Linked DNA regions of Homo sapiens: region 1 is linked to region 2. Evidence: chromatin loops called from intact Hi-C (ENCODE). Cell type or tissue: CD4-positive, alpha-beta T cell. All regions are shown on one strand. Each heading gives the region's core, and the rest is flanking DNA. Links, peaks and the distances in the headings are about the cores only.

Evidence for each region. Peaks named below come from ENCODE experiments on the same cell type or tissue, not always from the same donor. Only the 100,000 strongest peaks of a DNase experiment are listed, where the experiment ranks them.
Region 1: a loop joins it to region 2, with 7 times the contacts of the local background. A loop is called at or near these places in 1 of 110 quality-filtered maps.

The regions. Positions count from the first base shown.
Region 1 is chr19:19,392,903-19,397,290 of GRCh38, forward strand. It overlaps a transcript of GATAD2A not described here. Among named protein-coding and RNA genes, the nearest start is that of GATAD2A, 11 kb to the right of the region's middle. RefSeq lists enhancers at 1,976-2,065, 2,087-2,940. In CD4-positive, alpha-beta T cell, for the core only: no CTCF peak of the experiment used is centred there; a DNase peak (open chromatin) is centred at 2,109; H3K27ac peaks cover 413 bases.
Region 2 is chr19:20,050,516-20,054,903 of GRCh38, forward strand. LOC105372309 (a long non-coding RNA gene) reads right to left here and starts at 2,278. Exons shown (of 3, transcript XR_936387.2): 1 at 2,048-2,278. RefSeq lists enhancers at 834-1,561, 1,562-2,288. In CD4-positive, alpha-beta T cell, for the core only: no CTCF peak of the experiment used is centred there; DNase peaks (open chromatin) are centred at 1,526 and 1,676; H3K4me3 peaks cover 1,614 bases; H3K27ac peaks cover 1,115 bases.

The DNA of each region.
Region 1 (4,388 bases), core at 317-4,316, 660 kb before region 2:
GCCAGGCTGGTCTTGAACTCCTGACCTTATGAACTGCCTGCCTCGGACTGCCAAAGTGTTGGGATTACAGGCGTGAGCCACCGTGCCTGGCCAGTTTATTCTTTTAAATTGGCTTATAAGGGGCCAGGTGCGGTGGCTTACGCCTGTAACCCTAGCACTTTGGGAGGCTGAGGCAGGGGATCACTTGAGATCAGGAGTTTGAGACCAGCCTGGCCAAAATGGCAAAACCCTGTCTACTAAAAATCCAAAAATTAGCTGGGCGTGGTGGCACATGCCTGTAATCCCAGCTACTCGGGAGGCTGAGGCACAAGAATGGCTTGAACCTGAGTGAGAGGCAGAGTTTGCAGTGAGCTGAGGTCGGGCCACTGCACTCCAGCCTGAGTGACAGAGTGAGATTCCGTGTAAAAAAAAAAAAATTATAAGGGACAAGTGAACACTTAAGAGCTTTACTTGTGTGGCCATAAGATATGGTGTATGTGTGTTTTCTAGTGCAATTTACATTACATTAAAAATTAGAAAGTGTTAAATCTTCTGGCCCATGTAACTTCCTATGCGAACAAATAATTCAGGAACAAACACTTTCATGCCTAAGATAAAACATTTTCATGCTTGGTGATGGGGGTCTGGCAGTGAGCAGGACTGACACAGCTGGCCTTCCAGAAGCTTACATCTTAGTTGCAGACAAATAAACAAGCAAATGAATGAAAGAACATTGTGAGGTTTCTTGAGAATATCCCTAAGTGCTGCAGCTACCCTCATTGGGAGCTTCAGGTGGGGTTTCTTGGAGGTGTAGAAGTGAAACCTCACTACCTCTTTAATTTCCTCACTGGGCTCCTGTTTCCTGTCTCTAAAAGGAGACAGAAATTATGGCATTTTCCTACTTGATTGTTGGCGATAGTTGATTCATGACCACTGTGGCTGTAATCTTGGAGAAACGAGAGAAACTAGAATGGTCACGGCAGGGAGCATTTTCAGGTTTGCCTTTGTTTCTTTTTTTTTTTTTGGAGACAGTCTTGCTCTGTCGCCCAGGCTGGAGTGCAGTGGCGTGATCTTGGCTCACTGCAACCTCCACCTCCTGGGTTCAAGTGATTCTCCTACCTCAGCCTCCCGAGTAGCTGGGATTACAGGCACCTGCCACCACGGCTGGCTAATTTTTTGTGTTTTAGTAGAGATGGGGGTTTCACCATGTTGCCCAGGGTGGTCTCGAACTCCTGAGCTCAAGCAATCCTCCCGCCTAGGCCTCCCAAAGTGCTGGGATTACAGGTGTGAGCCACCATGCCTGGCCAAGTTTGCCTTTCTTGAAGTCAGTGGAGACGTGTTTTTGGAATCCTGTGGCATTTCTTCATGGCAATGCATATTACACTAAGTGATAAACCGCTCTAAAAGCCCTTCCCTTGTTGAAATCTTAAAAACATTCAGACAAGCTGGGGCTGCCTGGGTGTTGGTGGTGGTTTAGGAATAATGAGATTTCCAATAGATGACTGCTTTGTTATGTATTGGTAGACTCTTGGTGCATGGATTTCCCTCTGCCCGGGCTTTCCTCTTTTTTTTTTTTTTTTTTGAGATGGAGTCTCGCTGTGTTGCCCAGGTTGGAGTGCAGTAGTGTGATCTTGGCCCACTGCAACCTCTGCCTCCCAGGTTCAAGCGATTCTCCTGTCTCAGCCTCCTGAGTAGCTGGGATTACAGGCGGCATGCTGCCATGCCTGGCTAATTTTTTGTATTTTAGTAGAGACGGGGTTTCACTGTGTTGCCCAGGCTGGTCTTGAACTGAGCTCAGAAAATTCACCCACCTCGGTCTCCCAAAGTGCTGGGATTACAGGCGTGAGCCACCACTCCCGGCCCAGGCTTTCCTCTTACACTGGGACTGGGAAGGTGCTGTTTAGACTTTTTTATGTTGGGCAAGGCTGGAAGTCTTAGATTTGACAGGTGCTTTTCTTAAGTAAGTGTATCTGTGAGAGGTGGGGCTGGAGAGCAAGGCGGGATATTCATTTTGGGCACAGCCTCGAGGGCAAGAGGGAGGGTGTTAGAAGGAGAGTTTCTGGTTGTCTTTTTTTTTCCCTTCCACCCAAGTTCTGACTCTGGAGGTGGAGAGGCAGGCCCAGGCCGGAAGTGGGCGTGGACAAGTAATGCAACTGTGCATGTGACCAGGCTCCCACCTCTGGGCTCTGCTGCCCTTGGGAAGTGGATGCTTGCTCCCTCCTGACTTCCTGTTCTCCCTCCTTACAGGCTGAGTTCTTGGGCTCCAAGTTGAGCACAGAAAATACGTTCAAGGCCGGGCGCGGTGGCTCACGCCTGTAATCCCAGCACTTTGGGAGGCTGAGGCAGGCGGATCATTTGAGCCCAGGAGTTTGAGACCTGCCTGGCCAACATGGCGAAACCCCGTCCCTACTAAAAATGTAAAAACTAGCTAGGTGTGGTGGTGCACGCCTGTAATCCCAGGTACTCTGGAGGCTGAGGCAGGAGAATCACTTGAACCCAGGAGGCGGGGTTTGCAATGAGCTGAGATCATGCCACTGCACTCCAGCCTGGGCAACAGAGCGAGATTCCGTCTCAAAAAAAAAAAATAGAAAACATGTTCAAGTTACCCCTTTTCCTTGGTAAGCCGCTTTGTCAGAGCTGGAAGCCACCAGTGGACCTGTACTTGCCAGTTTTGGGGTCTCAACTAATACACCCACAAACTCAGAGGCCTATCTGGCAGGGCGGCCAAAAAGATGGTTTCTTGTTATATTATCACAGTGTTCCCCTCGGGAGCTTGTCTGCACCAAGAGCTGCCTGGAGGTGTGTATGGAACTTAAAGAATCCGACAGTAGATAGGTCCTTCAGGAAGAGTGTGTTCTTGAAGAATCGTTTGCAGTTACTTACAGCTTTTTGCTTTATAAAAGTACGGTGGGAGTCCCTGTGCCATAGAAACTTTAGAGCCAAAAAACTTTGGGCTTGATCCTGATTCTACCACTTGCTGGCATGTGACCTTAGAAAAATAGCCTAACTTCAAGTGGCCTACTCTTTCTGAGCCTCAGTTTCCTCAAAATTAAACTCAAATCCTCGTTTGTGGGCTGGTTTGTTTGTAAGCATACAGCAAGCGGCCAGACTGTTGTAGATGCCTAGTAAAGGTAGTTGTTAAAGAATCATATTTAGGAGCCGGGCACGGTGGCTCACACCTGTAAACCCAGCACTTTGGGAGGCTGAGGCGGGTGGATCGCCTGAGGTCAGGAGTTTGAGACCAGCCTGGCCAACATAGTGAAACCCTGTCTGTACTGAAAATACGAATTAGCTGGGTGGTGGGCGCCTCTAATCCCAGTTACTAGGGAGGTTGAGGTAGGAGAATCGCTTGAACCTGGAAGGCGGAGGTTGCAGTGAGCTGAGATCATGCCACTGCACTCCAGCCTGGGCAACAAAAGTGAAACTCCGTCTGAAAAAAAAATCATATTTAGGCTGACCGTTTCTCTTGAGGTTGGCACCTGAGGTTGGACAACAATCTGTGGATGTTAATACTGCCCAAGAACAAACCAGTTGACACTGGGCCAATAGGCTGAGCATGTCTGAAGGCCAGTGATCTGGAAGTTCCTAGTTTGGTTGATTTTTCCCAGTTGAGATCCCTTAGTTCATTGTAGCTTTAACCCCTACAGCCTCACCTTACTGTACTCTCCATATGGACTTGAAGTGCCTCAGGAAACATGATGGGGTAATTGGGAAAAAGGCTCAAACCTTGAGCTCAGGTGATCTGCCTGCCTTGGCCTCTTAAAGTGCTGGGATTTCAGGCATGAGCCACTGTGCGCGACCTGTTTGTTAGGTTTCTTTTTCTTTTCTTTCTTTCTTTCTTTTTTTTGAGACAGTCTCGCTATGTTGCCCAGGCTGGAGTGCAATGGTGCAGTCTCAGCTCATTGCAACCTCCACCTCCTGGGTTCAAGCCATTCTTCTGCGTCAGCCTCCCGAGTAGCTGGGATTACAGGCGCCTGCCACCATGCAGGGCTAATTTTTGTATTTTCGGTAGAGATGAGGTTTCACCATGTTGGCCAGGCTGGTCTCAAACTCCTGACCTCGTAATCTGCCCAACTCAGCATCCCAAAGTGTGGGATTACAGGCGTGAGCCACTGCTCCCAGCCGTTAGGTTTCTTAAGTGGCTAGGTGTTCTGAGAAGAGGCATAGCATGGGCACAGGCAGAGACCTGGAGTTGAAAACAGCCAAGTGAGTTCCCTTGACCTGAGGAGGTTATGCTCTTCTAAAAGTCAGAGTTTGAGCTGATCACATTGGCAAGAAAAGTCCAAAATTGCTTCCAAAGGTAGAAAGTTAAAATGTGCTATAGTAGGATCCAAGATTAAACTCAAAATAGTATTTAAATTGAGCTTTTATTTTTTTTGAGACGGAGTTTCGCTCTTGTTGCCCAGGCT
Region 2 (4,388 bases), core at 170-4,169:
CTGTTCTCATGCTACTAATAAAAAGACATACCCAAGACTGGGTAATTTATAAAGGAAGGAAGTTTAATTGACTCACAGTTCTACATGGCTGGAGGTGGGCGGTCGGTTCAAAATCATGGAGGAAGGCAAGGAGAGGCAAAGTCACATCTTACACTGTGGCAGGCAAGAGAGCATGTGCAGGCCAACTGCCCTCTATAAAACCATCAGATCTCGTGACATATATTCACTACCACAAGAACAGCTTGGGAAAGACACACACCCGTGATTCGATTACCTCCCTCCAGGTCCCTCTCATATCACACGGGAATTATGGGAGCTAGAATTCAAGATGAGATTTGGGTGGGGACACAGCCAAACCATATCATCCATCATTTGAAGGAACTGTGGTCTCAGGAAGCTAGGCATTGAGTGTGCACGCTGCCCCCTAGAATTCCACACCTACATCACAGAGACAGAATAGTCTCAAAGGATTCTTAAGGGTAATATGGGCAGCCAAAAGGAGGAGATGAATTCACAGCCTCTGCCTTACCTTCTGGTCTAACAAATACTACTCCTATCCTGGCCCAAAAGGATTCCCATACTCTTTTCTGGGTTGCACAAGGAGTAATTCAGAAAGACAAAAACTTATTAATGCCCCTTCATTCTCCATAACTTCTGAGGTAAGTTGTTCATTCCCTGGGTTTTAGGTTGTTGTTCTCTCTCTACCTCCACAGAACCAGTGTGTCCCATTCCATTACCTATAATTTCACCCATATTCTTCTTACCTCCTACTTTCTCCTAGACATTTTATCCAGTAGAGCCAGGTGAAATACAGACAAGTATATTTACACAAAACTTAACCAGAACTAAGTTGGAGTCCCATAAGCCCTATTGGGCTGCGATGGCACTCAGGCTGGCCTAAGGTTGTGGTTATGGAAAAGAATGCCACATTTTGCCCAGGAATGATCAATGTGGAATCTCAAATTTGGGAAATAGATCCTTAGAGCCCCCAACCGTTTCATCCTTCTCTTGGAGGCAATCAGGAAGAGATAATCCCCTTTTGGAGGAAACCATGTCTAATCAACAAATTACCTAACCAACATGTGTGGAAAAGGAGGTAAAATCAGACAGTTGACCCATTTTAGTAGATTTGGTAATAAATGCCACAAAGTCAGAGTTCAAGTGGTCTCAAAAGCCTAAAAGGCGACACAGATTAGTTTCAAGGAACACATGGTGTCACTGAGTGTTCCAACTTCCCAGAGGGTGAGTACCATGGCAACTTTGAGCAGGCTGGGAAACGATCCCAGACCCTTGAGGGTCTGTGAGAAATCAAACTTTCGGCACTTTGGAAGTCAGGAAACCAGCACGTTGGGGGAGGCGGGATCACAGTTACTTGCTGAGACAAGCTGCCCTGGCTACGTTCACTCCCGTCAGGTAGGAGAGGTTAAAGAACAGGAAGGCTCCCCCTCCGCAGGGCGGAACTGCTCTGAAGGCATGGAGGAGCGACGCTGAAGGTGGAGGCTTCGCCCACCATGCCGGGAGCTAAAATTTCTTAACCAATGCCGGCCAGCGATGGCAGGGCTGCGGGACTACAATCCCAGCGCGCACAGGGATCAGGGACTGTGCGCATCACTGGAAGAAGCGGCAGAACGGCGCGCGCCTCGCTGAGCTTTCTGGGAGATGTAGTCTCATGGCAACTCCCAGCCTTTTGGCCACAAGGCTACGGGACCTACAATCCCAGCCTGTACCAGGATCGGGAGCAGTTCGCAGCACTAGAGGAAGGGGCAGGGCGGTGCGCGCCGCGCCTGATATGCTGGGAGCTGTAGTCTCTTCACGGTTTTTAGCCAATGAGTAGGTAGCTTCAGAACTACAATCCCAGTATGCATGGGGGCGGTGCGTAGTCCTGGAGGTAGGGGCTGAGAGGTGTGGACTTACCGGTGTCCAAAGCATTGCTAGCAGCCAATTCCATGCCGCCCCGTTGCCAGGGAGAGTGAATACAGCTAGGGACGTGAAGGGTAGGTCTGGGCTGGGCATTGAGGAGGGTATTAGGCTAGGAAGTATACCTCACCTTTGTCCAAATCGGGTGGTTCGGCCTCCTCTCATTGGCCCTATGCAGCTGGGTTGCCTCTCTCACCCGCACCCAAGGGTCTTTCCAGAGTGTTGCGTCATTTCCAGCCCAGGGAGCTGCCTTCTTTCCTAAACTGCAATGGAAACTGTCCTGATGTCTGAGACAATGTCCGTTGTGCCGCAGCCCTCTGCCTTCTCTAGCCAGAGCGCGAGCTCAGCTGCTTTTGAGAGAAATCAGCCACCTGGCCCACCTGTGCACAACTTCAGAGCTTTGTAGGGGGTGACAAGGACTGTGTCTTCAGGGAAATGTCACGGGCATTAGCGCCTTTTTCGCAAATGTGAAAGTTGAGAAATCAAGAAGGTTAATTATTGGGTTGCCCAAGATCTGCTAAGAGCAAAGGAGAAAACTCCGTTTCCCAGGCATGTGTCTTGTGAGCCATTTTTAAATCAACCCTCTTAAGTGGACAAGCTCCAGAACACAACATGAAGCTGATGATGACTTAGGCAATTTATGCTTGAACTCATTGGCCTCATCTCAAGTCAGTGTCTCAGAGACACAGGTGGGACCTGATCCCCAAGGAACAGATAGCATTCCAGATTCATGGGAGCAACTTTTGAGATGTGGAGCACCCGGGGGGTCATTTGAAACCCATCAGGTTGCCGGGCGCGGTGGCTCACGCCTGTAATCCCAGCACTTTGGGAGGCCGAGGTGGGTGGATCACCTGAGGTAGGGAGTTCGAGACCAAACTGACCAACATGGAGAAACCCCATCTCTATTAAAAATACAAAATTAGTCGGGCATGGTGGCGCATGCCTGTAATCATAGCTACTCGGAAGGCTGAGGTAGGAGAATCACTTGAATCTGGGAGGCAGAGGTTGCGGTGAGTCGAGATAGCGCCACTGCACTCCAGCATGGGCAACAAGAGGAAAACTCCACCTCAAAAAAAAAAAAAAAAAAAAAAAAAGGTGTGTGTAATCTTCAGTTTTCAAGATGATTACAAAGATAATATTTATAGAAAGTATGCAAAATAAAATACAATCAAAGCATGCCAATAGAAAGTTAAATAAAAATTAAGAAAGTAAAACAGGCTGGGTGTGGTGGCTCACACCTGTAATCCCAGCACTTTGGGAGGCTGAGGCGGGTGGATCACAAGGTCAAGAGATGGAGACCATCCTGGCTAACATGGTGAAACCCTGTCTCTACTAAAAATACAAAAATTAGCTGGGCTTAGTGGCACGTGCCTGTAGTCCTAGCTACTCGGGAGGCTGAGGCAGGAGAATCACTTGAACCCGGGAGGCAGAGATTGCAGTGAGCCGAGATCACGCCACTGCACTCCAGCCTGGTGACAGAGCAAGACTCCGTCTCAAAAAAAAAAAAAAAGAAACCAAGTAAAACAGAAAATGAGAAAAATATAACTACTAGAAACACATAAAACAATAACAATATAACTAGTAATAACTTCATTTCCTTAATAAATTATTTTAAATATAAATTAAGTAAACTACTTAATAAAATGAAATGTAGTCTTAGGACTTTGGAAGGCCAAGATGGGCTGATCACTTGACCTGAGGAGTTCACCACCAGCTTGGGCAACATGGGAAAACTCTGTCTCTACAAAAAAATACAAAAAAGCTAGCTGGGTGCGATGGCAAATACTTGTAAATCAGCTACTTGAGAGGCTGAAATGAGAGGATCATCTGAGTTTGGGAGGTTCTGGCAGCAGTGAGCCCTGCAAATCAGCCTGGTTGACCGAATGAGACCCTATTGAAATACAAATGAGGCCTGGCGCGTTGGCTCATGCCTGTAATCCCAGCACTTTGAGAGGCTGAGGCAGGCAGATCACGAGGTCAGGAGTTCGAGACCAGCCTGGCCAATATGGTGAAACCCCCATCTCGACTAAAAACACAAAAATCAGCCAGGCATTGTGGCACGTGCCTATAGTCCCAGGGACTTGGGAGGATGTGGCAGAAGAATCGCTTGAACCCGGGAGGCAGAGGTTGCAGTGAGCTGAGATTGTACCACTGCACTCCAGCTTGGGTGACAGAGTGAGATTCCATCTCCAAAAAAAAAAAAAAAACCTACACTGAAAAAACACACTAATATGAAACTTCAAAACAATAATAAGAGAAATGTTTACTCTCATAAAACCTGGTATGCAACATTGATGTATCATTAAAAAAAACTTGTCAGGCTGGGTGCAGTGGCTCACACCTGTAATCTCAGCACTATGGGAGGCCGAGGCGGGTGGATCACCTATGGTCAGGAGTTTCAGAACAGCCTGGCCAATGTGGTGAAACCCTATCTCATATAAAAATATAAAAACTAGCTGGGCGTGATGACG